2 separate regions of the Mus musculus genome follow, and region 1 is linked to region 2. A link is a loop called in an ENCODE intact Hi-C map of the cell type or tissue named here. Cell type or tissue: left cerebral cortex. All regions are shown on one strand. Each heading gives the region's core, and the rest is flanking DNA. Links, peaks and the distances in the headings are about the cores only.

Region 1 (15,072 bases), core at 3,497-11,496, 70 kb after region 2:
CCAAGTGCTGGGATTAAAGGTGTGCGCCCCCACGCCTGGCTGGGGGTTTTTTGTTTGTTTGTTTGTTTTTGTTTTTGTTTTTTCGGCCCAGCACACTTACAGACAGTCCCTCAGATGCTGACGTCTGGCCTTAGGACCAATCAGGAACGTCTGAGTTCTCCAGTCCAGCGTGCTTCCTCGTGGGGGAACAATGTGAGACAACTTGCAGGATGATTTTACTTACTTGCCAGATAGACTTCCCATAAATTGGCATGCTGGTTAATTTTAACAGCTTGGAAGTTACATAAACGGCCAACAATAGAGAATCGGTTAAGAATAAAATTCATTATAGTTCCTAAGTATAATGTAAAACTACGTAAAGAACACTAAAAAAAAAAAAGTGTTCTTGTTGGGTGTGGTGCCTATGATCTAGGTGCTCAGGTAAGAGGTAGATAGGATGGAAGAGTTCAAGGCTAGCCTGAGCTACATAATGTGACCAGGACAAGCTGGCCTATAGAGTGAGACCTTGGAGAGAGAGAGAGAGAGGGAGAGAGAGAGAGAGCACCAGGCATGGTAGTGCACACCTTTAATCCCAACGCTTGTGATGCAGAGGCAGGTGAATCTCTGAGAATTTGAGGCCAGCCTTGGCTACAGGGCAAGTTTCAGGAGAGCCAGGGCCACAGAGAAAGAGCTTGTATCTAAAAGCCAAAATAACAAGATAAAAGTGAAAGGGTAGATATTGCCAAAAGAGAAGGTCCCAAAAGGAAGATGGTTTCCCTTTGGAGACATCACAGTGCCTTAGTATAGACTCGGAACTGTCACCAAACACCCAAAAGAAGCAAACTGGGAAAGCTAAATTCTGGATCGGGGTTCGAGAGATGCAGCCCACCCTGGCAGTGGGATGGCCTCACCACCACAGCAGGTGCCACGTGAAGCAGCAGGTCATATCAGGAAGTAGGGATCTAGGGCAGGAAGTAGAGCCTGCCTGCCCATCACCCTGAAGCCCCACCCACACCCAGGGTGGCCAGCTAGACCTCTCTTTCCTCCACAGTTTGAAACAGCGCCACCTGACAGAAATAGGGACTTCTGGTGGAGACTTTAAGAACATGCAGGCACAATAAGTGGTGGTTGTAGTGGGGGTGGGGGGTGGGAGATTTACAGCTCAAGACATAAGGACGGGGCAGCAAAACAGGAAGGAAGGAGCCGTGCTTCTCATCCACGTGCGGATGTGTGTGTGTGTTTGTGTGTGTGTGTGTGTGTGTGTGTGTGTGTGTGTGTGTGTGTGTTTCTGATGGGGTCTCCTGTCACCAGGGTGCCTCCAACTCATGCGTAGCTAAGGATAGCCTTGAATTACTGATCCTTTGATGAGTTGGTTGCTGTGGCTTACCACAGAAACCCTGGTTACAGTAGAGAGGAGCTGATGTGAGCAGTGAGCATTATTAGGAAAGACCCCACGACCTTGGGCAGCTCTGACTGGTGTTAGAGTTGGGGCGCTGCGTTATCAACAGCGCGCTATTGTATTTTTAAAGCTTATTTTGTTTTTAATTATGTGCGCATGTGGGCGCAGACACCCTCAGAGGTCAGAAGAGGGAGTCAGAGCCCCTGGAGCTGGGGGTACAAGGCAGCTGTGACCCCCCTAATGTGCATGCAGGGAACTGAAGTCAGGACCTTCACAATCGCTCTTAACTGCAGCCGATTCTCCACACTCACAATGGAGTCTTGAAGGGACAGAGAGCCTTTAATTCTGAAAGATGAAAGGGGTTTCCGACCCATAAGGTTCCGAGTAAGAGGAGGCGATCTCACATCACGTGATTTAGCCCAGCCTAGCCCACGGGCCAGGAGTCACAAGGCAAGAGAACAGTAGACAAAAGTCAAGTTATAATTCGAGGTTGTCCTCAGTGTAAGTGTCAGGGAGGCTGGGCTTGTTCACAGCTGCAAGTGGGAGGGAGATGACTGAGCTCCGGGAAAGCTGTGAGCCCATTTATCAACCCTGTCCCAGCAGAGGCTGCTGGAGGGGAGGGCCTGATTTCTGAGAGAGAGAAAGGCAGTGAGGAAATCTCTTATCCAACACAGAGACTACATGCAGGCACCACCTTCATGCTCAGAATGTTCTATTTTTGAGACAGCATTGAATGCTGTAGTCCAGGCTGGGCTGGGATTCACAATCCTGCCTCAGTCTCTCAAATAACAGGCTAGCATCCTTCCTTCCTTCCTTCCTTCCTTCCTTCCTTCCTTCCTTCCTTCCTTCCTTCCTCCCTCCCTCCCTCCCTCCCTCCCTTCTTCCCTTCCTTTCATCCTTTCTGTTTATGAGACAGGGTCTCACTATGTGGTGTTGGCTTGGCTGGCCTAGGGCTCACTATGTATATGTAGACCAGCCTGGCCTTGAACTCAGAGATTTGCCTGCATTTGGCTTCTGAGTGTTGGGATTAAAGTCATGCACCACCATGTCCAGCTTTCTTTCTTTTTAAAGATGTATTTATATCTGTGGGTATCTGCAGGTGTGTGACCATGCCTGAGCAGGCCAGAAGTGTGTTAGATCCCCTGGAGCTGTAGTTACAGGTAGTTGGGAACCCAACTTAGGTGCTCTGCAGGGTCAAGTGCTGTCAGCCATCTCTCCTGCTCCTGGTGGGCACCGGGAATGCACAGGCCTTTGCCCTCTTCCCGGGCCTTACTGTGTCACTGAGCATCCTCCTCTTTGTCCTCCTCCTCCTCCTCTTCCTTTTCTTTGGGATGTACTTTGTCACCAAGGCTGGCCTTGAGCTCCTGATCTTCCTGCCTCACTCTCCAAAGCTGAGATCACAAATGAGGATTTATAGATGTACCCTGGCCAGCTCTGTACTGAGAGTTCTGGGACTGAGGTGAGACCCTGGTGCGACCTGACCTGCCACTCATGTAAAGTGGGCTATACTATGCAGCTCTCTCATGGGAAGGATCCAGAGTAGCCAGAGGTGGATGGAGGGCTCTTGCCAGGGACTGATGAGGGGGAGGAGAGCTGTGGAGGCTTGAATGAAGATGTCCTGCCGCCCCCCCCCCCCCCGCCATGGGCTTGGCCCTTAGCTAGTGGAATTGTTGGGAAGGATTAGCAGGGTGGCCTCCTCACTGACCTGGGCTTTTGAACTTTCAAAGCCCACAGCATTCTCAGTTAGCCCCCTCTCAGCCTCCTGTTTATGGATAAGGTGTGAGCACTCAGCTGCTGCCGCAATCCCACACCTGCTGCCAGGTGTGCTGCCAGATGTACTGCCATGGCGTTCCCTCGCCATGACTCTAACACTCTGGAACCATGTGTGTTATGGCTCTCAGAGGAAATGCAGGGATAAAGGGACAGACTTCAGGGTAAGTTCCCCAGGTCACTGTGTTACACGGTCGATGTTAATTAACATGGGAGCCAGCACTTCAGAAAATCTATAGGGAGGTGTGCTGGCTTACACCTGTCACCTCAGTGTTTGGAAAACTGAGGCAGAAGGACTGCCATGACTTTCCGGAATAGTTTGGATTACAGTGTGAAACCATGTCTTAACCAAAAATAAATTAGTAGGCTGGGTTTGGTGTCCCAGCTTTTGGGGTCCCTTGTGCCACCCCGCATATCTATTCCTGGGTGAGAGACTAGAGGCAGGACCAGGAGTGCCACACCAGCTTTGACTATGTAATCAGTTCACAGCCGGATTGAGTAGCATAAAGCCCTGTTGTGTTTGACAACGATGACAATGATGACAACGATGATGATGACGACGACGACGACGACGACCAGTCTAGCTTTGTCCTAATAGAAAGTCACCACTATTAACACTATTAGTTCCATTCCAATGGCAAAGGAAGAAACTGAGGCAGGAGAGGAAGGAAAAATGAGGACATGGGAAGGGAAAGCCACCTAAACAGTGACAGATAAAGAGAATCTCATAAACAGGCAAACAGGATTACTTTAACCCCTGCACTAAGAGGCAGAGGCAGGTGGATTTCTATGAGTTCAAGGTCAGCCTGGTCTACATAGAGACCCTGTATCAAAAACAAAGAGAAAAAGATTAAGAATCCTGTTAAAGCTAGGCAGTGGTGGCGCATGCCTTTAATCCCAGCACTCAGGAGGCAGAGGCAAGTGGATTTCTGTGTTCGAGGCCAGCCTGGTCTACAAAGTGAGTTCCAGGACAGCCAGGGCTATACAGAGAAACCCTAACTCGAAAAACCAAAAAAGAAAAAAAAAAAAAAAAAGAATCCTGTTGAGGGCTGACATGCTCAGTGGATAGAGGCACCAGCTGTAGAAACTGCACACCATACTCTGATACCGAGTAATGGAAAGAAAGGTGTCCTTTGACTTCCACATGTCTTGATTGCATGTATGTCTCCCCTGTAAGTGATACATATAACAACTTTTTATTTGATCCTTTGAAGAATACAACTTTAAAATTATCGAAGTTATGTAAGTAGCTGTTGATGTGACATTTTTGTTAGCTTGGTTTTCTGAGACAGGGTTTCTCTGTGTAGCCCTGGCTGTCCTGGAACTCACTCTTGTAGACCAGGCTGGCCTCGAACTCAGAAATCCGCCTGCCTCTGCCTCCCAAGTGTTGGGATCAAAGGCGTGCACCTCCATTGCCCGGCTGGTGTGACATGTTAAAAGGACAGTTTCTCAGGGCTGGACAGATGGTTCAGAGGTTAAAGGCATTTGCTAATCTTGGAAAGAACTTCAGTTAGGTTCCCAGTACCCATGTTGGGCAGTTTAGAGCCAGTTCCAGGAGATCTGATGCCCTCTTCTACACCAACACACACACACACACACACACACACACACACTCATATGTGCTTAATTAAAAAAAAATCAGACCATAGTCGGGTGTGATGGCACATGCCTTTAATCCCAGCACTCAGTCCCAGCCGGCAGGAACACACAGATCTCTATGAGTTCAAGGCCAGGCTAGTGTACATCATTATACAGTCCACACAGTGAGGCCCTGTCTCAAAAGTGAGCACCATCACCGTCACCAACAGTGAAACAGCTGCGGATATAGCCTACACAGTTGAATGATGGTCTTAATTTTTTTTTTCTTTTGGTTTTTATTTTGTTGGTTTTGGTCTTTTGAGTCAGGGTTTCTTTGTGTAGCCTTGCCTCTATTGGAACTATCACAATAAACCAGGACTCCAACTCAGAGATCTGCCTGCCTCTGCATCTTGAGTGCTGGGATGAAAGTTTTGGGTCACCACCGCCAGACAACAGTAAAACATTTTTCTAGTATTCATGAGACCCTGTGTGGAATTCCCCAACATTGAGAAAAAAATCTTGGCAGAGCCTGGTGGGCCATGCCTTTAATCTAAGATCCTGTCTCCAAAATAAACAAACAAATAAAAATGTAAACAAAAAAAATCTGTTTCCAAGGCTGGACCTGTCTAAAGTCTCAATTCCCAGTACTTAGAGGTAGAGGCAAGAAGATAAAGAATTCAAGATCATTTTTGACACAGCAAGTTCAAGGCCACATTGTACCCTGTTCTCTCTCTCTCCTGATATATATATATATAAATTATAAATTTAAAGTCATACTTTCATAAATTCTTAAGTTTAACTTGCATATGCTGATGTCCTATTTAGAATTCTCATACATTTTGTATACTAACATATACCATTTGTGTAATGAAAGAGGTATAACTTGTCCTTTGATTGGTGTTCAGTTAGCCTGTGGGCCGACATACGAATTTGCTTGAACATCACCCACATCATTTACAAACTTAGCTAATTAGGTTCTTGTAAATATTTAAACTCTGTTTACAAATTTAACATACTTGATTTTATTTTCCAAGCACACATCCCTCACGGGACACATTTACAAGTCAAATGAGAAAAAGTTTTAGGCACTGAAACATTTTCAAAGAACTCTATCATTCGCTGTTTAGTTTATGTATACGTGGTGTGAGCTGCACGTGTGGAGGTCAGAGGGCAATTATGGAGAATCCTGTGGTTCCCAGGGGTGGGTCTCAGGGCATTGTGCTCTCCAGCGGGCGTCTTTACCGGCCCTAATTTTATTTTTTAATTACGTATACATGCGTGCTTGGTGGTCTGGTATGTGCACACAAAGCAGATGTCCTTGGAATCCAGAGAGAGGGCATCGGATCCAGTCGAGTTGGAACTAGAGACTGCTATAAGCTGCCTGTTGTGGGCGCTGGGAACTGAACTCAGATCTCTGCCAGAGCAGTCACTGCTCATAACTGCTGGGTCATCTCTGCAGCTACGGCCTTTTTGAAACAGGGACTCACACCCACCAAGCACTTGCATTAGTATCTAGTTCTTTACCTTTTCAGTCCTTGGGCTGGAATCCTCTACATTTTAAGTATATACAGTAGTGGGTGGATGTAGAGGACTCTGAGTAATTTGGGGGAAGGGAGGGCATTTTCCAATTAAACTGTTGGGATAGATACCCAATGACCTAAAATGTGCCCCCCCCCCTTTTTTTTGAGACGGGGCTCTCAGCGTAGCTTAGGCTGACCTCAAACTCGCTATGAAATCCAGATGTATTTGGTGTAAAGAAGGTACAATTTCAGGAGACCCACAAATGTTGAAGCGTAGGAGTGTGTGCTCTAGATTTAACCGCGGCACCTGCAGGGTCCATCTGCGCCCAGCAGCCTCTCAGCCTCTCAGCTTCTTTCTTACGCTGCCTCTCCTAACTTCAATCGCCCTCTGGTTTGGGCAGCTCCAGAAAGTAACTGGGGGCCAGGTTTGGGGTAACCTCATCTTGTTAGGTGTGGAGGGGGCCAGAGAAGTCAAAGCTCCAAACCTGGGGCTCACCTTCTTTGCAGATGGAGATGACTGACTCCTAACCTTTGGTTTCCAAATTCGAGAATGGCTAGAACAACTTAGCTCCCTGGCTCCGCCCACAAAGGGGCACGCATGCGCGCATGCGTGTGAAGCCTCACCGGCCACCTTGAACTCGGGCAGCCCACTCACCTTCAGACTGTGGTCTCAACGGGGAAGACCAGAGAGTTGCCTCGACGTTGTTCACCTAAATCCGTGGCGGGCATGTGCTCACGAGCCCGGCGACCCTCTCGTCCTGCCTCCAGGTAAAACCTCGAGCTAGTAACCTTATGGAAAGTTCTAGCTCGATGCTTTTGTTAACCACGTGACTCTAAAAAGGCACTTGCCTTTCTAGGAGGTGGGAGTCTAACGCACCCACCCATCACATATCATTCCAGTATCAAAAAGTTCTCAGTATACACCATAGTACACGGCGCCTTAAGTGTTAGCTTTGAGCTCAGCATGGCGGTTCCAAACATTTTTCCAGCCCCCAGTACCTGTGGGCACACAGAAGGCAGGGAGAGGTCAGAGCCAACCCAGCCCAGTGGAAGTGCAGCTTCACCAGGCCCCTTGGACCGGCAGGTCTTGTGATGGGCTGGGGAGGGTGTCAGAAACACAAACCGGGGTGCCCAGGGCTAAAGAGAAAAAGGAATCTTTGTGAATTTCGGAACGTTTTAACGCCCCCAGCTTGTTATTTTTATCCACCCCCACCCCCACCCCCGGCTGCCTCTCTGTAGGGGCTCCCATGCAACATCAAAACTCCTAGGATCAAAAAAGCCCAGCGTGTGTGTGTGTGTGTGTGTGTGTGTGTGTGTGTGTGTGTGTGTCTGTAGGGACATAGGGAATCTGGATCTGGAACATTATGTCCCAGGCAGAGTGTGAAAAGGGGCCTTAAGGGCCGGCGTGGGCTGTGGCTCCTGTAGAGAGGTAGCCTTTGGGGTCCCTGGAGTGGTGCACTTTCCCATTCAGCTCCCCAGCCAAGGGATCCCTGACTTTCCTTGCGGTCAGAAGCTGCCTGGACTACAAAGAAATAAGAGAGCCATGAGATGTTTAGCGGGCCTGGCAACGAGTTTGCTTTCCAGGTCCCAAATGGTAGGAGAGAACTGATTTACTGATTTCCACTCAGTGCCATCTGACTACACACACACACACACACACACACACACACACACACACACAGTGGCACGTGTAGCCCTACCATACGTGCACAGAAAAAAAAAAAAAAGGAATTACATGGGACTGGAGAGATGGCTCAGCAGTTAAGAGCACTGACTGCTCTTCCTGAGGTCCCTAGTTCAAATTCCAGCAACCACATGGTGGCTCACAACCATTTATAATGAGATCTGATGCCCTCTTCTGGTGTGTCTGAAGACAGCTAGTGTACTTACATTAAATAAATAAATAAGGCAGGCGTAGTAGTGCACACCTTTAATCCCAGCACTCGGGAGGCAGAGATAGGCAGATTTCTGAGTTCGAGGCCAGCCTGGTCTACAAAGTGAGCTCCAGGACAGCCAGGGCTATACAGAGAAACCCTGTCTCAAAAAACCTAAATAAATAAATAAATAACTGATGTAAGGGGTGAAGAGCCGGGGTCATTACAAAGGATTGGTTGGGATTTGTCCTGGTTTTCCAACCATCTGCAGATTCATAACCCAGGATCTTTTTTTTCTATTTTTTTTTAACTTCTCACTTTGGCCCCGCTCACTCCAGCCCAAAGATTTAAGAGCAGTCAGTGCTCTTAACTGCTGAGCCGTCTCTCCAGCCCCAACTGCAGCTTCATACTTCAGGATCTTGCGATCTCGGCATGAGAACCTATGTAGCGCGGAGCTGGGATTACAGCAGTGTGTCCAGCTTCCTGCAGTCTAACATAGGACAGTCAGTGGAGTGTAAAGATGCCAGGCGAGGTGTTGGGGGCATTGCACAGTTTATTTCCAGACACAGAGCACCCTCTGCCTCCCCCTCTTCCCCGATACATTTGGCTTAATCAAAACTTCTCACCCCTATGTTGTGCAAGACAGAGAAAAACACCCACCCCACCCAACCCGAGGAGGACCTAGGCAGACAAGGAGTGAAGGTGGGGTTCAAGTAATCATAGGTTCCGGGGAGGAACTGCACCCAGGTCCACAGTTGCTTCTGCTGGAGTAGTTCTCTAGTGTGGACACCTCCAAAGAGTGCCCACCCCCTCCCCTGTCATAGTGGCTGAGTCTGAGGCTCTGTCCGTCCGTCTGTCAGGAAGGCCTCCGCCCCAGCAGGCAGGCTCACCTGAGAGCCCTGGGGAGAAAGTGGCGTCTTCCCCTACCCACTAGGTTGGGAGCACGGGTCAGGAAGGACACAGGATTGGAGAGCCTGATGGATGTGTTCAGACAGCTGTGGTCTGAACTCTCACCTCTGCCCTCACTCTGGGCTCAGAATCCCTGAGAGTCCAGCCGCCAAGGCAAAAATGGATGGATTGGGGTAGGAGATAGGAGGGGAGGGGGTGTGGGGGGTAGGGTTGGGGAAATGGACGATGAGGTGGGGGTGAAGTAGGTCATGCAGTCTCCTACAGTTGGTCTTGGGAGCCAATGTAGGGAGGGCAAGGATTGTGCTCAGGTCTCTTCTCAAGGGCTGACCTTCCAAAGTAGCAGGAGTGTTGGGAACACAGGTTCGAACCACCAGTCCCCAAGCCCTCCATGTTCTGACTTTGGGCACAGTGGAGAAAAAGGGTGGATTGTATCTAAAGGGTAGTATAAAAACAAACCTAGTTTTCTGGGAATTAGTGGCCCAGCCTCTCCATCCCCCACCCACCCCCCCCAGTGCGTCAGTCAGTGCCTCTGAGACAGGATGGGGTTCAGTAGCACCATGCAATGTTGGGGTATTGATGACCCCTGGGCGGTGGCTCTCCAAATCAGGGGTGCCTGTTTGCTAAAGCGTCTTTGCCCTGGGGAGGAAGGAGAGGACTGTTGGGGTGGGGGGTAGGGGGTGGGGTAGGGAGAGAGGTTTAGTCCAGCCAGGCACGTGGCTGGGGCCCCAGTGGGGCTCCCCGGGAGTCATGATCTGAAGAATCTGTGTACCACGAATTGGCCCAACAGAACCACACCAAAAATCACCATTACGGTCAGGATGGGGTCTCTACGAAAATTCAGGGCTGCCACCTGTCAGGAAAAAAAAACAGGGTGGGTTATAGTGGCCTGGCCGGGCAGCCCCTGCAGCAGGGGGGTGGGGGGTGGGGGTAGGGGGTGTGATGGGGGGTGGGGGGTGGGACATCCCAAGCCCAGGCACTCACCCAACCGCCTCTCTGTGCGATCCATCTGGCGATGTAATGATGCAGTATGATATCAGCCAAAAAGCAGGTCACCTGGCCCAGGAAGCCGGTCAAACCACGCTGGTAGACGTACAGGGCCAGACGGTAGCCAAAGCCCAGGAGAGCCACCACGCGGCCCCAGCTGATGCCACTCTTAAATAGGCTGTGGGCAAAGAGTTTTTTCATAAGTCACGGAGAGCCTGCCTTGGGAGACCCGGTCCTTTCCTTCTTCCTCTACCCGACCTCCACCCCTCCACCACCAGATGGGAAGCTACACGGCTAAGCTGCCAGGACAGGTCAGAAAGTCTGCCTTGGCCTGGCTGCCCGTCAGGAAGAGCCTGGCTTTCTAGGAAAGGAGACAGCCTAGTGAGGGAGGGGTGATGTGATGAGCTGGCTGCATGGCGAGGGGGGGGGGGAGAAGGAAGGGTGGGGGGAGCTGAGAGGGAAGAGCGACCAGATGAGGTGACAGGGAGATTACCTGTGCATGTTGCTGCTGGCCTGGCAGCCCGAGGGACAGCAGAGAGAAAAGGACAGAAGAGATTACGACAGATCCCCAAATCACAGGGGACGGAGTGGGGCCTGAGGACAGGGACAGGATGTGCCACCTCTGTACTTAAACTTGCCGCCTGCTTCTACATCAACTACCACCTTGAGATCTACCCTGACGCTGACTCCCTGGTGTAAGGAAAGGACATTGCTCGGTGGCACATGATTGATCCTAGCACTTGCAAGGCCGAAGCTGGATGATAAGAGTTCAAGGCCAGCCAGGGCTACATGAGACTTAATGGGGCTGGAGAGCTGGCTCAGCGGTTAGCAATACTGGCTGCTCTTTCAGAAGACCTGGTTTCAATTCTCAGCACCCACATGGTGGCTCATGACGGTCTGTAAACTCTAGCTCCAGCCTTCTGGCCCCATTGGGCACTAGGCACGCAGGTTGGTGCGCACATATACATGCACGCTAAACACCCAGACACAGAAGATAAAGATCAGACAACAGAACTCAAGCCAACTTGGATGTGGCGTCAAAGCAGGGACACTGACTTCCGGTCCTTTCCCTGTTCCCTAGGTTTCACAGTGGTAGCCTATGGCAGGCTGGGATGCGGTATCAGGTGGCCTCTTAGAAGCCATCCAGTTGCAATTGGGCTGGCGGAAGTTGGTATGTTCACCCTGACACCATTCCTCAGCTGGGGAGCCCATCCTATGGAGCGTCTGAGTCTGCGTCATGCGTCTGCGGGGTGGAGGATGGGCTGGTACCTGGAGGCGATCTTGGTGAAGAGTTCGTAGGCATTCCCGGCTGTGGGCTGAAGCTGTTCTAGTAAATTCTGGAACTCTGTGTCGTAGCGCCGGTTAATATCATCTCCGATGAGAGCAAGCTGCCGACCCACCTGACCCAAGATGCTGTAGGGATGAGCATCAGTCAGAGAGCTGGAATTCTGCACTGGGAACCGGGCTCAGGGCAGAGGGGCGCCTCCATGGGGTGGGGGCAGACTTTCCACCTAGCCCTGTCTGAAGGTCTGATAGGGCTCCCAGGACTTGTACCCCAAGGCTGGAGCTTACCTGTTGGGTTCCAGGGGCAAGTTGTCCATCTCGGGGTTGGCAGGGGCGGCCGCCCCCTGGGTCTCCTGTTCCTGCTGGTGGAGGTAAAAAACGTAGCTTCGAAAGACCTCCTCTGTGTCCTGGGCAACCTGCTGTTCTGCAGATCAGAACTGGGGGTCAGCAAAGGCAAGCTGTCCCAAGCACCCTCCTTGGACGCATCCCCACCCCCACTCTCACCCCCATGTGAGCATTCAGCCCGCATGAGAGTTAGTCCTGGCACATGAGGGAGCTCCAGCCTACAGATGGGGAAACTGAGGCACGGGGGTGGGGGTGGGGGGCTAAGCCATGTATACAGGGGTCATGCGGCCTGGACAACTGGGAGGAATTGTTTGTTGTCTTGGTTGTCAGCTTGGTAAGAGTCACCTCTGGGCAGGTCCTACTGTGTTTGCCAGAAAGACTGAAGAAGGGAGGGCCTTCCTCACAGTGAGCGCACCTTCCAGTTGCAGTGCCGCTGCCTGCCCTCCCCCACTGCCTGCCCTCCCCCGCTGCCTGCCCTCCCCCACTGCCTCCCCTCCCTCACTGCCTGCCCTCCCCCACCCACTTGCCCACACTTACTGCCCTCCCCCAATGCTTGCCCTCCCCTACTGCCTGTCCACAGTCACTGCCCTACTGCCTGTCCACAGTCACTGCCTGCCCTCCCCAAACATACCTGTCTACACTCACTTCCTGCCCTCCCCCACTGCCTGCCCTCCCCCATGCCCATCCACCCCACTGCCTGTGGGTAAGTACTGCATCTCGCTGTTGCTGCTTTCCTTGTTATCAGCACCCAGCTGCCCCAGCCTTCTGCTGTGCAGAGACCCAGGGCTGTCCAGGAACCCTTCAGGGCTTTGACACCAGACTGGGACTTCTGGGGTTTGTGCCTTGTGACCAAGCAGCTGCCAGGTTCTTGGCCACCCCAGCATGTAGATGGCCTTCGCTGGACAGCTCGGGCCCGGCCAGGATCCTAATCAAACAAGTCCCCTTGTCATCTCTGCCCGCTCTCGGTTCTGCTCTTCGGAAGAGCCTGTTGCAGAATGACAGCCCAGAACTGGGCTCTGTGGTGGGAGTTCTGGTTTCTTTAACCCCCGAGTTGGGCTCTATGGATGCTTGTGTTTTAATCCAGGCGTGGGATGGGCGGCTTCTTCAGACTGTCCACAGCAGCTGACCATGAAGTTTCCTGCTCTAGTGGGGCATGACTTGTGCCAGCTGAAGATAGATGAATTTTGGGGACTCTGGAGAGCCCCAAGAGGGCCTGTGGCAGCTGCTGCTGGTTCATTGCGTTTGCTACCCCTGGACTGCTGGATATCCTGACGACAAAGATTGGCCTTTCCCCAAGGAACCCAACCACCCTGACCAGCAGGAAGTAGTGTATTTTGTTGACTGAAAGAGGTCTATGCCCCCTTTCTTGTCTAACTTTCTTTCTCTCCTACCTAATGTTGGAGGGTTGAAAGGAATTAGGGTGGAAAGGGATGTAGCCTTCTATAGGTTACTTCAAACTGATTAGGGTCAGTGGGTTTCTTGGGGCAGGTCCAATCTTCCTTGTTTGAATATCCAGCAGTCCAACAGTAGCAAATGCAGTAACAAGGGGGGCAGCTGCCGCCGCCGCCACAGACTCTCTTGCAGAACTCTCGAATTTATAACCTCTCCAGAGTCCCCAGAACTAAACTATCTGCAGCTGGCAAAAATCACATCTCCCCAGAGCACAAGACAATCCTAGTTAGCAGCTAGGGACGGAGTGAAGCAGCCCCTTATCCTACACCTGGGATTCAAATGAAAACATATTCACATAACATAACTTTAAAAAAATGAATTTCAAGATTTATGTTCATATATATGAGTACTCTGTTTGCGCATATGCCTTCACGATAGAAGAGGGCATTGGATCCCATTACAGAGAGTTGTGAGCCACCATGTGGTTGCTAGGAACTGAACTCAGGACCTCTGAGAGCAGCCAGTGCCCTTAAACACTGAGCCATCTCTCCGACCCACGTAACTGGGTTTTTGTTTTTTGTCTTTTTGGGTTTTTTGTTTGTTTGTTTGTTTTTGGTTTTTTGAGACAGGGTTTCTCTATGTAGCCCTGGCTGTCCTGGAACTCACTCTGTAGACCAGGCTGGACTTGAACTCAGAAATCCGCCTGCCTCTGCCTCCCAGTGCTGGGATTAAAGACGTGCGCCACCACTGCCCAGCTATAACTGGATTTTGTAAGAAACCAGAATTCTCACTGCAGGGCTCCTGAGCTGTCTGGGTGGGATGTGGACCCGAGGCCTTGGAGTATAGGAAATGGGAGGAACCAAGTTGAAATTGGGGAGTCTTTGCCTCAAAAGTCAAAGGAGAATAGCTTGTTTTTCACTGTTTTGAGACAAGGTTCTTCTACGTAGCCCTGGCCAGCCTGGAACTTGATGGGCTAGCCTTGACCAGGCTGGCCTCAAATTCATAGAGATCCTCCTCCCACACCTCCCTGGCGTTGGGAATAAAGGTGTGCGCCCACAAGCACTGTAGGGATTGGTGGTTTTGTTCTGAGGCAGGGTCTTAGTCTGCCTCACTCAAGCCCAGGCTGACCTGGAATTCGTTCTGTAGGACTGACCGACCTGGGATTGCAGACATGAGCTACCACACCCGGCTCACACAGACCTGGGATGTGAACCCCAAGTCCAGGGACCAGCCTGATCTCCACGCCCAACCACTTCAGAGAAGAGAAAGGTCAGCCATTTCACTTCCTCTCCAGAGTTCATGATAATGCCATTCCCTGTCCACAGACCTGACTGTAAGAAGCCAGGTCACTTCCTCCTTTCTTCCACTGCGGCAGCCAGGCGGGGTTCTTCTAACCCTCCCTCCCTCCCTCCCTCCCTCCCTCTGCCTGCCCCTGTGACACATACACACACACACACACACACACACACACACACGCGCATGCATGCGCACACACACCATGCGCATGCATGCGCACACACACCATGCGCATGTGCGCACACCAGTCCAGTGTACTTCTAAGTCTTGTACTTAATGAGGTTCTGAGGGGCAGGAGGCTCTTACCAGAAGGGGACGGGGACTCATCGCAGCCCACCTTCGGGGGACCTGGTCCTTGTCCAGATGCCATTTTTCAGGTCTTGGTGGAGACCACCGTCACTTGTCACCTGCAGAGACAGGTGAGAGAAAGCAGAGGTGAGGCGCGGGTAGTGATGTGTGACCTTAATCCCAGTACTTAAGAGGCAGAGGCAGGCAAGCCAACCTGGTCTTCCAGAGAGGATAGCCAAGGCTATACAGTGAGACCCTGTCTCAAGGAGGAAAAATGGAGACTAACCCCAGAGTGTTGCCCTGGTTACCACAGAGCAGGGCACCCCACTTCCTCAACTGACAGGAAGACCTTGCAATCCTCTGGGACTAAAGTTCTGCCACCTTGAGGGCCTGGTGGTATCTCCTGGGAGCAATTTGAATTCAGCACCTGGTTGCACCCCTTCAGGGGAAACAC
Region 2 (15,072 bases), core at 4,666-12,665:
TCTCGGTCTTGGGTCTCCTTACCTTCATCCATTCCCCCAAGGAACCAGGACCTGCCCTACATAACCTCCCTGGAGCCTAAACACATCCAGTGACCCAAAAATGGAGAGGGGACCAGTGAGAGGACAGAGAAGAGGGTGGAGACAGCAGGAAAAAGGGCCCTGCCGCCCAAATATTAGCCCTCCCTCCAAGGTCTGGGGTCCTTGGCATGGGTGGCTCCTGTTAGGCTTCTGCATTTTCTTGAGTTGGGGGGGGGGTTCTCAGAGATCCTTGTGTGTGTAGGTGAGGGGTTGGGGGTCCAATATTTGGGTCCTGTGGGGGTGGGGGTCCAATATTTGGGCCCTTCCTAGGGTCTGGGTTACCTGGGGAGTTGTTTCAGGAAATTGAACCTCGCAATCGGTCACTAACTCACATCTTTCAGATGTAATGTATTTTAGATCTCTATGTGGTCATCTTCATCTTTGGGTCAGCCGAATGTCTCCTCCTTCATCCCCAAGTTTGCAGTTTCTTTGAGATACGAATGTGGGGTTTCTTACCTCTAGCTAGATTCTAAAATTTAATTCTGGCCTGGGGCACTTTCTAATATTGGCTTCATCTTTTTCTTTGGGTCTAGGTCTCTGTTTTGGGTCTCCCAAACTACAAGTCCAGGGTTCGAATAAGATTAACATGGGTCTGGAGAACCTTGCTGACACTAGAGTCTCATATTCTGGTCCCTGACTCCTTTCTTTAATTTAGGGGGTGGGGTCTGAGCTCAGAGGTCTCTTTCCTTCTAGATTTGGATCTGTGAGACCCAATTTGTTGAGTATGGAGGTGGGGGGGGGGTGAGGTGGTGAGTATCTTTCTCTGGGTCTGGGGTCTGTCTGAGGGTCTTGGGTCAGCTTCTACGGGACTTCCCTGGTGTGTATGAGTCAGGGGTCCCTCGTTCTCTCCTTTTCCGGGTCTCCCTGGGTAGGGGTGGGGGCTGCAGTCTCTCCCTCCTCCTCCTGCTCTCTCTTCTCTAGCTCGCTTCCCCCGCCCCCCCTCTCTCTGCTGCCGCTGCTGCCGTTGGCTCTTATTCTCCTCCTCCTCCTCCTCTCTCCTCCTCTCTGCTCCTCTCCGCTCCTCTCTCCTCCTCTCTCCTCCTCCTCCTCCTCCTCCACCTCCTCCTTCTCCCCCTTTCTCTCCCCCTCTTTCTCTCTTCTTTTTCTCCCCCCGTCCCCCCGCCCCCTCCCCCTCAGGCCTGATGAGCAGGTCTCGAGCCTCCATCCATCGGGGGAGCATCCCCGCGATGTCCTATGCCCCCTTCAGAGGTACGGTGGTGGTAAGGGGAGGGGAGGGCCAAATGGGGGGGCAAGAGGGGGAGGGGCAGCGGGCGGGGGAGGGCCGGGGCCACCGAGGGGAAGGAGCGGCTGAAATGGAGGGAGAGGGGAGGGTCGGGAAGGCAGAGGTGGGAACAGTGGGAAAGGAGGGATTAGAGGCATAGGGGTAGGATAGAGGGGCTGGGACACGGGCCTTTTCAAGGGGGCTGAGGGGAAGATGATGGAGGGGAAAGCGCGTCAGAAAGGGATGAGAAGGGAGGACTGAGTTTGGGGAAAGGCTGCAGAAATGGTTTGGATTTGGGAGCAGAGTGAGGAAGAAATTACCAAGGAAGTAGAGGCATGGTCTTGGGAGAGGGTAGGGGGGAAATGAAAACACAGGCGGCATGAGAGACCAAGAAGGTGGGAAGGGAATTTGGTGAGGGGCTCAGGGTGGTAGGACTTAGGAAAAGAGAGGAGGATGGAGGGAGGGAAGGGGCCAGATGGAGAAAGAAGGTGGCAGTGGGGGGGTGTGGGGGGTCCAGATGGAGGGAAGAGAGGAGAGAGAAAAAGGATTGGGGGAGGGGACACCAGAGAAGGGGGAGGATCAAGTGGTTTTTTTTTTTTTGGTTTGGGGGGGGGGATGCAAGTAAGATTGAGGGGTGGGGACAAGGGCCAGATAAAAATCCTGAGGGTAACTGGCCCTCATTAGGACTCTGGAGAAGTGAGATGCAATCCCTGAGTCTCATTTGCTTTCTTAATCGCTTTGACCCCTTCCCCCACCCCACCTCTTCTTTCCAGTCCCCCTCCCTGCCTCTGCTGTCCATCACTTATATCTTTCCCCCCATATGGTGTCCGTTTCTTATATGAGTCCCCCTTCTGTTCTTCCCCTGTATTGGTCCCTATCTCATATCTCTTCTCTTTCCCTCCCTCTCTTCTAATAACTACCTTAATACACCACTGCTGCTCCTGGGCCCCGTGTCTCAGATCCCCTGACAGGTCTCTCTCACTCCCTCTGCCCCATGTTGGCTGAAACCTTCTGGTCCATTCCCTTGCCCTAGGCAAGCAACCACCATCTTTACCATCTTCCTTTTCTCTTAGGTTCACGCTGTTACTTGTCCCTCAGCTCACCCTCTGTTTCCTATCCCACTTCCCATCTTGTCACATGGTCTGTGCTTATTTCCTCTTATTCCCCAACCTGGTGATTCCTCTCTTCTTGTCCCCTCTGCTTCCTGGGGTGATAGAGATTGGGGGGGGGGGTTACCAAAACACAGGTTTTGATCGTTGGAACAGGGCTCTAAGGAATTCCCCCATCTTGGACCCTTGTGGAACTTCTCATTCCAGTAAAAATTTCCCATTTCCCTGTCCTCTGCCATGTTCCATTGCTTCCTAGGGTCATTAGTATTCTTAACTATAGAATCTCTCTGTGTGTGTGTGTGTGTGTGTGTGTGTGTGTGTGTGTGTGTTGTACCTAAGCTAAGATTCCCTGTGTCCCTTTCCTGTTCCCAGTAGAACAGTGTCCCTTGAGGTCTATCCTGCTTGCCCAGCTGCAGCCTAGAGCAGCTCCTCTGTTGTGTTTTGGTTATATGTATTAACAGATTTTTCCCCTGGATACACCATGCGTTGAGATGTACTAGGCCTCAAGTGTTTGTGATCTAAGTTATGGAAGGTTGTTGTTGCTATTGTTGTGCTGGGGCTTTGAATCCTAGTGGGGTTTTTTTTGTTGTTGTTGGTTTTTGAGTTTTTTGTTGTCATTATTGTTTTGGTTTTTTTCCCCGACCACTGAGCTATAATGACCAACCCTGTCAGTGACCTTTGATATTTAGAAAATATGAGTAGAGTTTCCAAGAAAGCATCGAGACAGTGAAATTTTGAAAGCATTGTGAGGTCTAGGCACAATTCCCAGGTGTTTATCTTTCTGTCTGACCTGCAATTTGGGTAAATTTGAGAATGGTGGCCATCATCAGTAAGGGGATGGAGTTTCCTAAAGTTACTCTAGGGCCTGGAATGAAGCTCAAAGGCCAGTTCTCCTGAAACATGCCCAAGTTAATTACCCTGCACAGGTGATAGCCCTGGACTTTTCTTCCTGTGAACATCCTCCAGTTGATCCCTTAAGCCTAGTTTTATCACTCCAATATCACCAATCTAACTCTTCTGACTCCCTGAAGGCCTTTCCTTCACTGTGTCCCCATAAATGGTATGTGGCAACGATGCTATCGAGACAGCAAAGATGGAGCACCTGAGTGTGCATAACTGTTGATCCCATTTTTTTTTTTCTGGAAATTTGTTTATTGTCAGATTTCATCTTGGGAAGTTCCTCTGACATGAGGTGTGGCTGTTCCACTCTTTCCTCCACTCTTTCTAAGTTCCTCAATGTGCCCAGTGACAGCCAGGTGCGGCTGTCAGCTTGTAGAGTTGGCTCCTCCCTATCTATGAAGATTGGGTGGGAAGAGGAGGGCTGACTCCGGAGCCTGCTGTGGACAGAGAGGCCAGACCAGTCTTTGGTCATCGGAGCAGATCCCTGATCCCTGCACAGCCAGATGCAAAGACGAGCTACCTTCCCCTTGGTAACGTCTCCAAAAGGGTGGCCAGGGTAGGAGTAGGGAATTAAGGGAAGAAGAGAGGGGAGGCCTCACGCCTCTCTGAACATATAAGACCCCCCCCCATTCCTTTCTTTCTTCTTAATTGTTTAGTTCTCAGAATCTCATGACTCAAATATGCTTCAGTGCACCATCTTCTTTTCCACAGCTGGGTACCTCATATTCTCCTAAATATGTGAGGCCGCATCCATTGTAAGCAGCTTATTAATGCCCTTCCTCTCTGTGTCTTTTGCCAGTTTCATAAATCTCTACCCCTCAACACTAGTGAACAGGCCGAGTTTTCCCCCTTCTACTGCCCCTAGTAAAGTCCCTCTCTGTCATGTGACTAATTCTCATCTTTGAAGCCACGCTCATCCCCTTCCTGGAACCTCCCATGATGCCACTCAGCATGAAGGACCATCCCCCGACCCAAGACCTCTCCAGGCGGGTGGTGCCCCTTTTCCCTCTCTGCAGACTCTCCTTCCCACTTTAGGTTTCTACACCCAGCGTATAGACCCTCCCTCACTGTCTGTGTGTCTCTGTCCCCCAGATGTACGGGGACCCCCTATGCACCGAACCCAATACGTTCATTCCCCGTACGATCGTCCTGGCTGGAACCCTCGGTTCTGCATCATCTCGGGGAACCAGCTGCTCATGCTGGATGAGGATGAGGTGAGCGGGGTGAGGAGGAGGTGGGGCAAGCGGAGAAGACTGACCACGGAGAGAGGACGATGGGGAGAGTCCTCTTCAGTGAGCGGGAGAGAGAGAGAGAGAGAGCCCTAAGAACAGGAAGGAAAAGAGACAGGAGGTGGGAGGAGGGCGGCCATTGGGGTTGTTGTACACAGCCAAGGTGTTAAGAAGATAGACAACCTTTCTTTGACTTCCACTAGAAGGTCTTTGAGGCCATTGGAAGTGCTGCGGAGGAGCTATGGTTCTGAAGTCGTGAGGGTGCCTACTGATTTCACCCTATCCATATTATGGGGGAAGGAAAGTGAAGAGCTTAAAGCAAGTGAGGAAGGGGGGCCTTCCTTCCTCCAAAGGGGTCCTCAGCTTTCTCCTCCCCGCCTCTCCTAGCTCTTCATCACAGGGCACAGTGCAGGCTAAGACTAGGCGATCCTGAGGAAAGTCAGGAGAAGTGGGAGCGGCTGGAGGGACTGACAGACCACAGGGGTCACTGGATTTTGGCATGAATGGAAACAAAAATGGTGTGAGCTTCAGACTAGGTTTCCTTCTGCCTCTACAGGGAAGGTTGGGTTTCAGGAGAGGACATGGAAGGAAGAGGTAGACAACTGTAGTGTGGGGACCTGTGCACAGGAGCAGGACTTGGACTAGCCAGAGTGAGGAGGTGGAATGGCCAGGGCAGGGCGTCTGGAAGGAGATGGTTAGTGGTCATGTGAGGTCTAAGAGTCTAAAGGGTGTTGGTTCCATAGTAGGAATGGGCCCAATTCTGAAGGGTGAGGCCCCCATTTGTGATTTGGGGAGCCATCTTCAGAGAGTGTAGGGTGCCCCAGTAGAGGCAATGAGAGTTGTGCCTAAACACTGTGGGGGCTGGGCTGGATTTGGGGCTAACCAGGGTGTAGAGGAGCCTTGAAGTCAGGTGAAAATGTGGACAGAGAATGTCCAGATCATGAACTACAAGTGTCTGACAGGGAGCATGGTAATTGGCCGCAGGAGAGGTGGCCTGGTGGACCTAAGTTTGGAATACTGGAAGGCCTTTGAGTGATTTGCTATTGGTCATCAGCCTTGACTAAGGATTTGAAGTCCATTGGGTGGTCTGGGAAAAAGAGCCGATAGGAGTGGGAAGTGCAGCAGTGAGAAGGAAGGAATCAGACATGGAGACAGGGGACCCACTAGCCACCCGAGGCCAACAGGAATAGCCTGTCTGGTAGGAAGGTGGGAGTGGGAAGGCGAAGATGGAGCTGGAAGAATGAAGGCCCTTGGGAGCTAGAATTGGGCGGATGGTGGGGCTGGGGCCTCGTGGGAGTCTAGCTTCTGGTAGGGGTGGAGGTTAGGATGACGACTCCCAGGGGGAGCTGAGGTGAGGCCTAGGGAAAGGTAGAGCTGAGGGGAAGAGGGTAAAGGAAGAAGATGCAAAGGGGGGTGGGGGGAGGTGACCAGGCCTTTTTGGGGGAGGGGAGGTTGGGTCCCAGTCTGGCCGCAAGCCGGGCTGTGGGAGGGAGACAAGCTGTGGAACTGATTATAAATGCAGCTGTGACAAGCTTGAGAGAGAGAAGGGGGCGAGGAAGGTAGGAGGTTGGGAGGGAAGCGGGGGAAAATGGACGAACTGAAGGTCACAGGGAAACCAGACTCAGGAGGTAGCTAACTCCTGTGGATTTGCTGGAAGCGCTAGTGGGGTTTGGGAGAATTCTCTAAACTGTTTGAAGAGAAATGGAGGGAGAGCAGGGAAACGAGAAGTCCCCTCACCAGGGCCAAGGGAAATGGGCAGGGGTGGAAGGGGCAGGTGGGCTGGCAAGGGGCCGGCCTTCCATGAAAGGGGAAAGGAGGGATGGCGCAGGCCCGTGAGGTCTGACACACTCCCCAATCCCCTAGATACACCCCCTTCTGATCCGCGACCGGAGGAGCGAGTCCAGCCGAAACAAACTGCTGAGACGCACCGTCTCTGTGCCAGTGGAGGGGCGGCCCCACGGCGAGCATGGTACGGCGGCCGAGCAGGCTCGTGCCCCGGACAGTCTCGGGGAGCGCGGGCGGGGGCGGAGAGCAGCCGTGATCCCGATCCCGATCCCGAGGACAGGGCGCCCTCGTCCGGGCTGCCGGGCTGCGCGGGGTACCGGGGCTGTTGGTGAGCGGCCCCCGCGCGTCCATACACTGCTTAGCTTTGCTCCCCTTTCCTCTCCAGCAGTGAAGTTTGACTGTTTCCCTGGTGCTTGTAAAAATAATCTGCTTAGATCTTTAGTCTCCTGTCTGTGCTCCTGGCCCAGGCCCTCGCATCCTCCTTCTGAGAACTTGGAATGACCTATTCCCTGCCCTCCCCCAGACCCGAGTCCCGCTCGCAAGCTCCCATCTTTTTCCAGATCTTCAGGCCTGTGGCCTTTCCTTCATCTTTCCCCCTCAATTGATTCCGTTTTCTGCAGTCGTATCACTCCCTATTTTCTTGATTTTCCCCATTCTCATTTTCCATTTCCCCTTGATCCCCGTGTTCCTCCCCTCTGCTCTGGGAACTCCGTCAGACCCCCATCTCCTCACTGTCTCTCCAACTCTCTCCCTCTCTCCATCTGTCTCTTCCCCTTCCTCCTCCCTTCTGCCCCCCACCCCCCTCTTTAGTCATTTAAAAAAAGATTTTTGTCTTCCTCTGAGAAGTTCGCTTAAAAGGTTTCCATGGGAACAGTGAGGGGAGATGAAGGCAGAGAACAGGGATCTGCAGCCAAGGTGCAGAGAGACGCCCTCAGTCCCCGGAAGCCCCCTGCCACTGCCCAGTTCCTCAGCATTTCTCTTCCATGACGCCCACCCAACCCCATGAGACCCCTTTATCCCACCATTTCTTCCTCCCCAGGGTTACAGGCTTCCTTAGAGAACCAGAAGCCCCTGTTATCCAGCCAGCTGCCTGCTGATAGGCCTAGGCCTCACTGCCCTTGGGGGCCAGCTTTGGCACCCCAGGCTGGTGGTCAGGGATGTATGTCACTGTCATGGAAACTGACATGAGGGTGTAGGTAGCACGCTGAGGCTAACCAGGAGGCCGCTGTGGTGAAGAGTGTATAGAGAATGGGTGATGTCTGTCTGTCGAGTCCATGTCAGGCATGTTTTTTGTTTGTGCAGTGTGTACCTGTGTGCACTGGAATGGTAACATGCTCACAGAGCGTGTTTGTCATGTGTCCTGCTGTTGGCAGTTGGCCGCTCTGCCCACACAGTTCTGTTTCCTTAGAGTCCTCAGAGTGCTGAGGCCTTTGGTGTGGGTCTCCTGTGTTTAGGGTGAAGTTAAGGTGGCCTGTAAAGGTTACTGACTGTATTGGGGCTTAGTAAAGGCTGGGAATGTTTCGGAGATATACATATATATCTCTGAAATATTCCCAGCCTTTACTTTATATATATATATATATATATATATATATATATATATATATATATATATATATATATATAGGCAGGGTTTATTAGAAGTTAGTAGGTGGTGAGTGTTTGGAATCTTCTGAGGAAAATAGAATGTGTAAAGGGCATGGAGGATGTGCAGGGGACATAAAGGGTTTTGGGATTGGGGGGGGGGGCTCCACTTTGCAAAGGTGTTTGCTGAGGCTGTGGACGCTCCAGCCCGGGAGAGGTCGCCGGACCTTTGAGGGCATTGGAATCTAGGGCTCCTCCTCTGCTGGGTGGAGCTGCAAACCCTCACTCCCTTCAAGGGTTTCTAGCTCTCTCTTTCTCTCTCTTTTTGGGGGTGGGGGTCCTGTTCACGAGGCGATGATGGGAGGCCTAGTTGGTTTTGGGGGTCCCTCTGTCCCCCTCCCCCGTCTCTCTCGCGCTGTCTCCGGGCGACGGGGCTCGTGACAGAGGCGGCCACGGCAGCAGCGGTCGCCTAGCAACGGCGGCGGGGCCCGGGCAACGGCGGCAGCGGCGGGAGCGGCGGCGGAGGGAGCCGTTCCCGCGGCTGTCACCGCGCGGCCGTCCAGGCCGTCCCGGGCCCCGCCACCGCCCCACCGCGTCGGGCGGCGCGAGCCGGGCCGCCGCCCCCTCTCCCTCCGCACCCGCCCCTCCCCCGCGCAGAGCGGGCCCCTCCCCCATCGGGGGACACCCTCGACCCCCCGGGGGGCGGTGCGAGGTAAGGGCGGGGCCGGGCGGACGAAGCGCGCGCGTGGGGGGCTGCGCGCGTGGGGCGGGGGCGCGCGTGTGCGTGGGTACGGGAGGGGCCTGGGGAGGCCGCGGTGGCGGCGGCGGCGGCGGCAGCTGCTCCCTCCGCATGTTCTCGCTGCATCTTCCGAGTGGGGGGAGTTATGGTAACCGGAGCGGGGGGGGGGGGCAGTAGAGGTCGGGAGGGAGGGGGTCTGGGCAGCTTCCTGCTTGTGACCGCGCGTGGGGGCGGCTGGTGTGAGGGGGTCTTGGAGCCCTACTGGAGGGCCAGCCCTGGTGTTTGCGTATGTGATCTTGACCGTGGTTGTGCCCCTGTGTGTCGGTGCATGTGCACATGGGGCCCAAATCCTCTTGCACACGTGTAGCCAGCACTGTGCAGGTATGTCCTGTCTTGCCCCGCCTCTGCCAGTTAACAGCCTGAGGGCCTGTGGGGCCAGCCACCGGTTTATGGGGCAGTCTGTGGACATACTAATTCATGTCACCTCTGACCCTGAGTGTGCATGTCCCCGGTTGAGGTTGATGTGTAGGAATGTGTGGCTGGCCAAATGAGAATTTTCAGTGTCCCTGGTGGCAGGTGTGTGTCTTTGCATGTGTGTTCCAACACTGGCCTGAGAATCTGTGTCAGTCCCAGCATGGGTGTCCAGGGCGTGTCTGGATGTGGGTGGTGGTATGCCAGTGTTCCGGTGGTGAGGACAAAGTGTGTGAATGGTTCCTTACAGTCTGACTGCATGAAACACCTTTGGACTAGGCAGATATGAGCCTCTCTGCCTGGCCCCTAGATGGGGACAGAAAAGCTTGAAGGGAAAGAAGTGAAGGGGTAGAGGGAAGTAAGGATGAGAGTCACCAAGAGGAGGAGAGCAAAGAGCAAGGGAGAGAGAATGTCTGGAGAATGGGAATCTAAGAGCACTGAGCTGGACTTAGAGAAAAGAGGGCAGAGGACAGGGAAGTTGGGAGGTAGCTGAAGAGCCAGGCCTCTCTGTGGAGCATTCTGAGAGGGTGGAGAGAAGTGGATGCAGGAGGGCCTAGGCTGCCCCGTCTGTAGGAGGCTATCCAGTCACAGAGGCTGCTTCCCAGTGAGGCCTGTCACCACGGAGACTGCAGAGCGTGCCCTCCCCCCAGGTTCTCTGCTCCCTCTCTAGCCCAGCTCCTCATCTTCCTCTGGCACCCTCTCTCCCTGGCTCCCTTTGAGAGCTGTCAGCTGGATATGGAGAAGAAAGGCTACACGTAGGGTAGGGATTTGGGGGATTGGAGGGTAGGAGAAATGTTTGTGGGTGATGTCAAGATTAGAGACATTGGAGAGGCGGAGTCCAAGCCCTTGCTCTGTGTGTGTGTGTGTGTGTGTGTGTGTGTGTGTGTGTGTGTGTGTGCAGGGTGTGTACTGTGTGGGTGTATGCACAATGCCTATGTTACGGGTCTGTGTAGGTGGCTGTTGTGTGTGTGCTTGAGTGTATCTATCATGCAGGGATGGGACATAGAGACCCAGCATGGCAGTGTGTGCTTTTCAGGTTTGCTGTGTGTACATGGCTGTGTGCTTTTCTCTGTCTATGTCACCGCAGGCAGCACTAATGACAGGACACCCCATGTTCCTGTCAGTCTGCCCTCTCCTGTGCTTTTTGCCTCGTTCTTGTGTCAGAGTCCTTGGGAACATGTGTGTGGCCTCCATGCACCTATGACTTATTTTTGAGGTCCTGATATGGTGTGTCTTTCCTCCAGGAACTGTACAAAGCAATTAGCTGATTTTGCCCCCTCTGCAAATGCTTGTAGTTCCAAAAGAAGGTTTTAGTGGATTTAAACTTAAGGCCTCTATGCCTTTATTAGAGATGCATGTGTGTGAAAATAATGGCTGACCCAGGTTCCCTGGAGTGAGAGTAAGGCAGCCATACCTGAGAGATGCAGAAGAGTGGATGAGGAGGGAGCCATGCGGGGCTCTGGGTGACACAAGGCTCACTAACACATTTGCTCCTCATTTTTTTGTTTTATTTGTTCTGTTTTCCTGGTAGCCATCACAGATGCTGGTGATTAGAGTCATGGAAAAGCTAGAAGAAAGCTGGGGGGGGGGGTGTTGAGAGGAGGGAGCTGTCCCGAGTCAATGAATGTGTTTGTACTGTTAATGTGAAGGATGAGTGTTTGTGCTTTATCTGACCATGGTCAGGATGTATGTGTACACGGTGCAGGGGCGACCCAGGGGGCTACAGCCTACTTAAGCATGGGTCTCAGGGTTTACATGTCCATTTATGTAGGGTACTGCCCACATGATGGCCGCAGAGTCCACTCCAGCAGTTCTCATGTGGCTGTCTGAGTTCAAGTGTGTCTACCCCATGGCAGTGCTCACAAATGTCTAGGCATGTGGGGGTCCCCATGCTCAAGGCTGTCTGTACGTCTCCCCGAAGCACATACTTTCCTATTATTTCTCCTAATGCGGCTGTGATATACATGGTTGCTGTATTTTTGTGCTCTACACACGATTCCTGGGAGACTGAGAGGGTTCTCGTCTCGGGATCCAGACTTGCTTGTGTGTGCAAACCTGAATCTGTCCGTAAAAGGAGCAGGGAAGGACCGGCTCTGAGGCAGTGGGCAGTCTGGAAGCAGACATGAAAATGTAGTGGGGTTTTCACTGTTTTCTTCTGGAACCTAGCGGGTTAACAAGCCGTTCTTCCGGTCGCACCCCCCCCCCCCAGCCTGTAGCTTCTTGTTGCCATGGAGATGGTGGCCCCGCCCCTGATGCAGCACCAGCCCCCCCATTGGCTGCAGTGGTGACTGTGGGGCTGAGGGGGGAGCCCAGGCCTGGGCAGCCATTCTGGAGCTGGAGCCGGAGCTTGGCATCCCCCCACTTTCATTCTCCTTCAGCCCTTCGGCCCCTCCAAATTCCCTAGCAGCAGACCTTCGGCTCCCTTCCTCTAAGCTCCTGTTCCTTCGATTCTTGACAGGCTGAGCTTCATCCGCATTCACCTCCCCCCCACCCCCCCTTCTCGCCAGCCTTTACTTGGGAGTCCCCAGAATCCCACTGCCCTTCCTCCCCACTCCCCTGCATTCTTTTCTTCTCCAACCATTCACTAGCACTGCAGTGCACGTGGAACCGGCTCTTCTGCCCGCTCCCTATCGGTCCCTTCCTCCGATCTTCTGTTCCCCTCACTCAGCACAGGTCTCTTCTGAGACCTCCCCCTCCAGTCCTGGGAGGGGGTCATGGGAGGCAGCCCTGGACCTCCAGACAGACAGGGTCTCTGGGAGGTGTGGGGCAGGGGGAGGATGTGCCTAGCTGGGAAAAGAGGAAAGCCCATCCATGGGCAATGACCTTTAACCTATCTCCCCAAGCAAGCCCCTTCTTTTGGGTGGGGGACAGGCAAACTGAGGCTCCCTGGGCCGTGGGTAATCTTCATTAGGGAGGTTTCACTGACCCTCCTGACTATGCCCCCCTGCTGACTGACTGCCTATCCAAGTCATGGGCTTAAGGCCTCCCACCCCGACCCCGTCAGGGGGCTCCGGCTCAGGTTCCTTGCCCCCTCCTTCCCACCGCCAGCCTCTCCGCCGCCGCTGCTCTTCTTGCTGCTTTCCGGGGGGTAGGTGAGGCCGGAGCTGAGGGACCGAGGGAGGTGGCTAATACACTGGCCCAGGGTGGAAGTCGGAACTCATAGTTCCCCAGCCCCTTCCCCAACTTTCTGTTGGGCCCTTTCCTCCCCTCCAGAATACCACTTGGGTCGCTCGAGGAGGAAGAGTGTCCCAGGGGGGAAACAGTACAGCATGGAGGCCGCCCCCGCTGCGCCCTTCCGGCCCTCGGTGAGTGAATGAATGCCAGTGCCTGCCAGATGTGGCTCAGCCTGACCCTATCTCTCCCAGCCCCAGCTGGAGCCCCATGGTTCTGAAAGAGAGGACCAAGGAAGAGTGTGCATGCATCCCCACCTCTTTGGTTTACCCCTTCTTGGCTCTGCCCCCTACTTCTTGGACCAGCCCTCCCACCTTTTCCAGCTAGTTTGTGTGTTTGTGTATCTGCTCACATCATACAGCACCCGTGGGAGCAAGGAAGACAAACTGGTGTCAGGGCTCCTGTCCCCTTTCCTCTTCTCCATGTTCTTCCAGGGATTCCTTGCCAGCTGAGGGTGTCCAGGGAGACTCTGAGCCGCCCCAGTCACCCCTATTCCCATTTGCTCCCCAGCAAGGCTTCCTGAGCCGGAGGCTAAAAAGCTCTATCAAACGTACAAAGTCACAACCCAAACTTGACCGGACCAGCAGCTTTCGACAGATCCTGCCTCGCTTCCGAAGTGCTGACCATGACCGGTAGGTACTGGACCTGAAATTAGATGGGGACTGAGAGGAGTGGGGGATTCCCTGAGAACAAAGGTTAACGGGCTCATGTTGGTCGGGGTGCAAGAGACATCTGAGAGGAGCTGGCCTAAGCCACGAGTAACCAGAAAGAAGTGGTGACAAGGAAGGACCTGCTGAGGCAGGGAAGGAGGCGAAGGTGAAGCCAAGGAGGGCAGGACTCGTGGGGAGGAAGGAAGGTGGCTCCCACCCTGGGTAGGACTAGTGACAGAGCTTACTGGGTGGTGAGAAGAAGCCAATAGGACCCACCCAGGTGGGAGGTGAAGAAGGGCAGGGATTAGGGACAGCAGGCTGGACATGGGTAGCTGGTGTTGAATGAGAAGGATGAGGGCTCTGAGGTCCCAGTAGCAGGGCCAGTGGGGAGCAAGAGAACAATAGGAAAGGTAGCGTCTGGTATGCAGGTAACAGAATGGGGACAAAGGCTGGGGTTAATTCAGGGCCTGAGGAATAAGGAAGGAGACCTGGCTGCTTGCCTTTGTCCTTCTCTGGGCTTCCCCTAGTCCAGTCACTCCCTGGAGAGAGTCTGTCCTTTTCCCTTGTGTCTGGCTGTCCTAGGGACTGAGCAGGGTAGGAAGGTTGGGATCAGGTGAGTCACACCTTTCCCTGCCCCCTTCCAAGTAACCAGTGCTGGATTTGGGGCTGGAGGGGGGGGGGTGAGGGCATGGTATTCCTGGCCGCGGGGGCGGGGGGGGGGGGCGCCGGGGGAGCGTGGTGCTGACGGCAGCCAGAGCCTGTGATGACGGGGCTGCTATAAATAACTTCATGGAGGCTCCCACACCCGAGCTCCCCTCCTGCTTCCCCATGCTCTCCATCTTGGTCCCCTACCCATTTCCACACCACTTGCTATCTATCCTTTCTCCCCTTGCTCGGGTACCTCAGCCCGGCTTGTCCTGTGCTCCCCGCGCAGCACAGCGCAGCGCAGCGCTGTCCTCTGCACAGCACACGCTTGCTCTTCCTTAGCCTTACTGCGCCTGCTTTTGCCCCCTGCTTGCTGTTCTGCCTCCCCTTCTTCCCAAGTCTGCTTTCCAGCCTCTGACCTTTACTCTGCCCCGTCTGCTCCTTTATTTGCCTGGGCCTTTCTCTCTTTATCTCTTGGTTGTACTAAAAACTTACTTCATTTATAGTTTGAATCATAAAATGTTTATTAGGCACTAACTGTGTGCCAGGTCCAAACCAAACATTACTGTATTTCCTCTGTGACTCGAGTCTTTGCTTCCAATTTTTTCCTTTATATTGAGATTCTCATTTCTGGAGTCACCTAGACATGTCCAGGCCATTTTGTTTTTTCTTTCTTCTCTTTTCTTTTCTTTTCTTTTCTTTTCTTTTCTTTTCTTTCCTTTTCTTTTGTTGTTGTTGTTGTTTCGTTTTCGACATGGTTTGTGTTTGTTTTTAAAGATAAGGTCTCACTGTGTGACCCTGGCTAGCCTGGGGCCTGCTATGTAGACCAGGCTGGCCTCAGACTTAACAGGGATCTACCTGTCTCTGCCTCTTGAGTGCTGGGATTAAAGGTGTGTGTTACTACGCCCAGCAGTTCTGAGCTATTTCTAGGTATCCTGAGTATGAGTTGATGCAGATAGGTCTCTTGAAGGGTTTTGGTTCCCCCCTGCGCCCCCCACCCCTACCCCGTACCTCCCACATCCACAGGAGGAGCCTGGGCTTCCTCTGGTGAGCAGAGTCCTCAGTGAGGAGAGAGGACCTTCCCTGATGTTTTTCTGACCCCTGTGCTGCCAGGGCCCGGCTGATGCAGAGCTTCAAGGAGTCACATTCCCACGAGTCCCTGCTGAGTCCCAGTAGTGCTGCTGAGGCCTTGGAGCTCAACCTGGATGAAGACTCCATTATCAAGCCAGTACACAGCTCCATCCTGGGTCAGGAGTTCTGCTTTGAGGTAGTAGCCTTTGTGCTGAGATGGACTGAGTGGGCAGGGATGCAGGAGGGTGGGGCCTCGAGGGCCTGGAGTACGGGCATGTGGAGCTGTCAGGGAAACAGCTGGACCAGGGAGGAAGGTGTGGTGTAGTCTCCAGCCTCTAGGAATCACCCCTCCTTGGAGCCCCACCTCAAATCCACACTCCTCTCCAGGTAACAACATCATCTGGAACAAAATGCTTTG

The links. Peaks named below come from ENCODE experiments on the same cell type or tissue, not always from the same donor. Only the 100,000 strongest peaks of a DNase experiment are listed, where the experiment ranks them.
Region 1: a loop joins it to region 2, with 2.8 times the contacts of the local background. A loop is called at or near these places in 4 of 42 quality-filtered maps.

The regions. Positions count from the first base shown.
Region 1 is chr17:27,011,157-27,026,228 of GRCm38, forward strand. Bak1 (BCL2-antagonist/killer 1) reads right to left here. Exons shown (of 6, transcript NM_007523.3): 2 at 14,637-14,737; 3 at 11,586-11,721; 4 at 11,283-11,426; 5 at 10,011-10,191; 6 at 8,656-9,879. The coding sequence starts at 14,700. The coding sequence ends at 9,775. It also overlaps a transcript of Ggnbp1 not described here. Among named protein-coding and RNA genes, the nearest start is that of Bak1, 9.9 kb to the right of the region's middle. In left cerebral cortex, for the core only: a CTCF peak has its summit at 8,108 (motif pointing left); DNase peaks (open chromatin) are centred at 6,182, 6,592, 6,852, 7,321 and 3 more places; H3K4me3 peaks cover 981 bases; H3K27ac peaks cover 2,603 bases.
Region 2 is chr17:26,940,232-26,955,303 of GRCm38, forward strand. It overlaps Syngap1 (synaptic Ras GTPase activating protein 1 homolog (rat)), which reads left to right and starts at 1,019. Exons shown (of 19, transcript NM_001281491.2): 1 at 1,019-1,287; 2 at 4,402-4,523; 3 at 6,402-6,507; 4 at 12,331-12,422; 5 at 12,799-12,920; 6 at 14,697-14,850; 7 at 15,042-15,072. The coding sequence starts at 1,221. Mir3083 (microRNA 3083) reads right to left here and starts at 7,888; the gene lies at 7,825-7,888. Gm51291 (predicted gene, 51291) reads left to right here and starts at 7,829; the gene lies at 7,829-7,885. In left cerebral cortex, for the core only: CTCF peaks have their summits at 6,622 and 9,216; DNase peaks (open chromatin) are centred at 5,765, 6,044, 6,550, 7,222 and 7 more places; H3K4me3 peaks cover 7,177 bases; H3K27ac peaks cover 7,426 bases.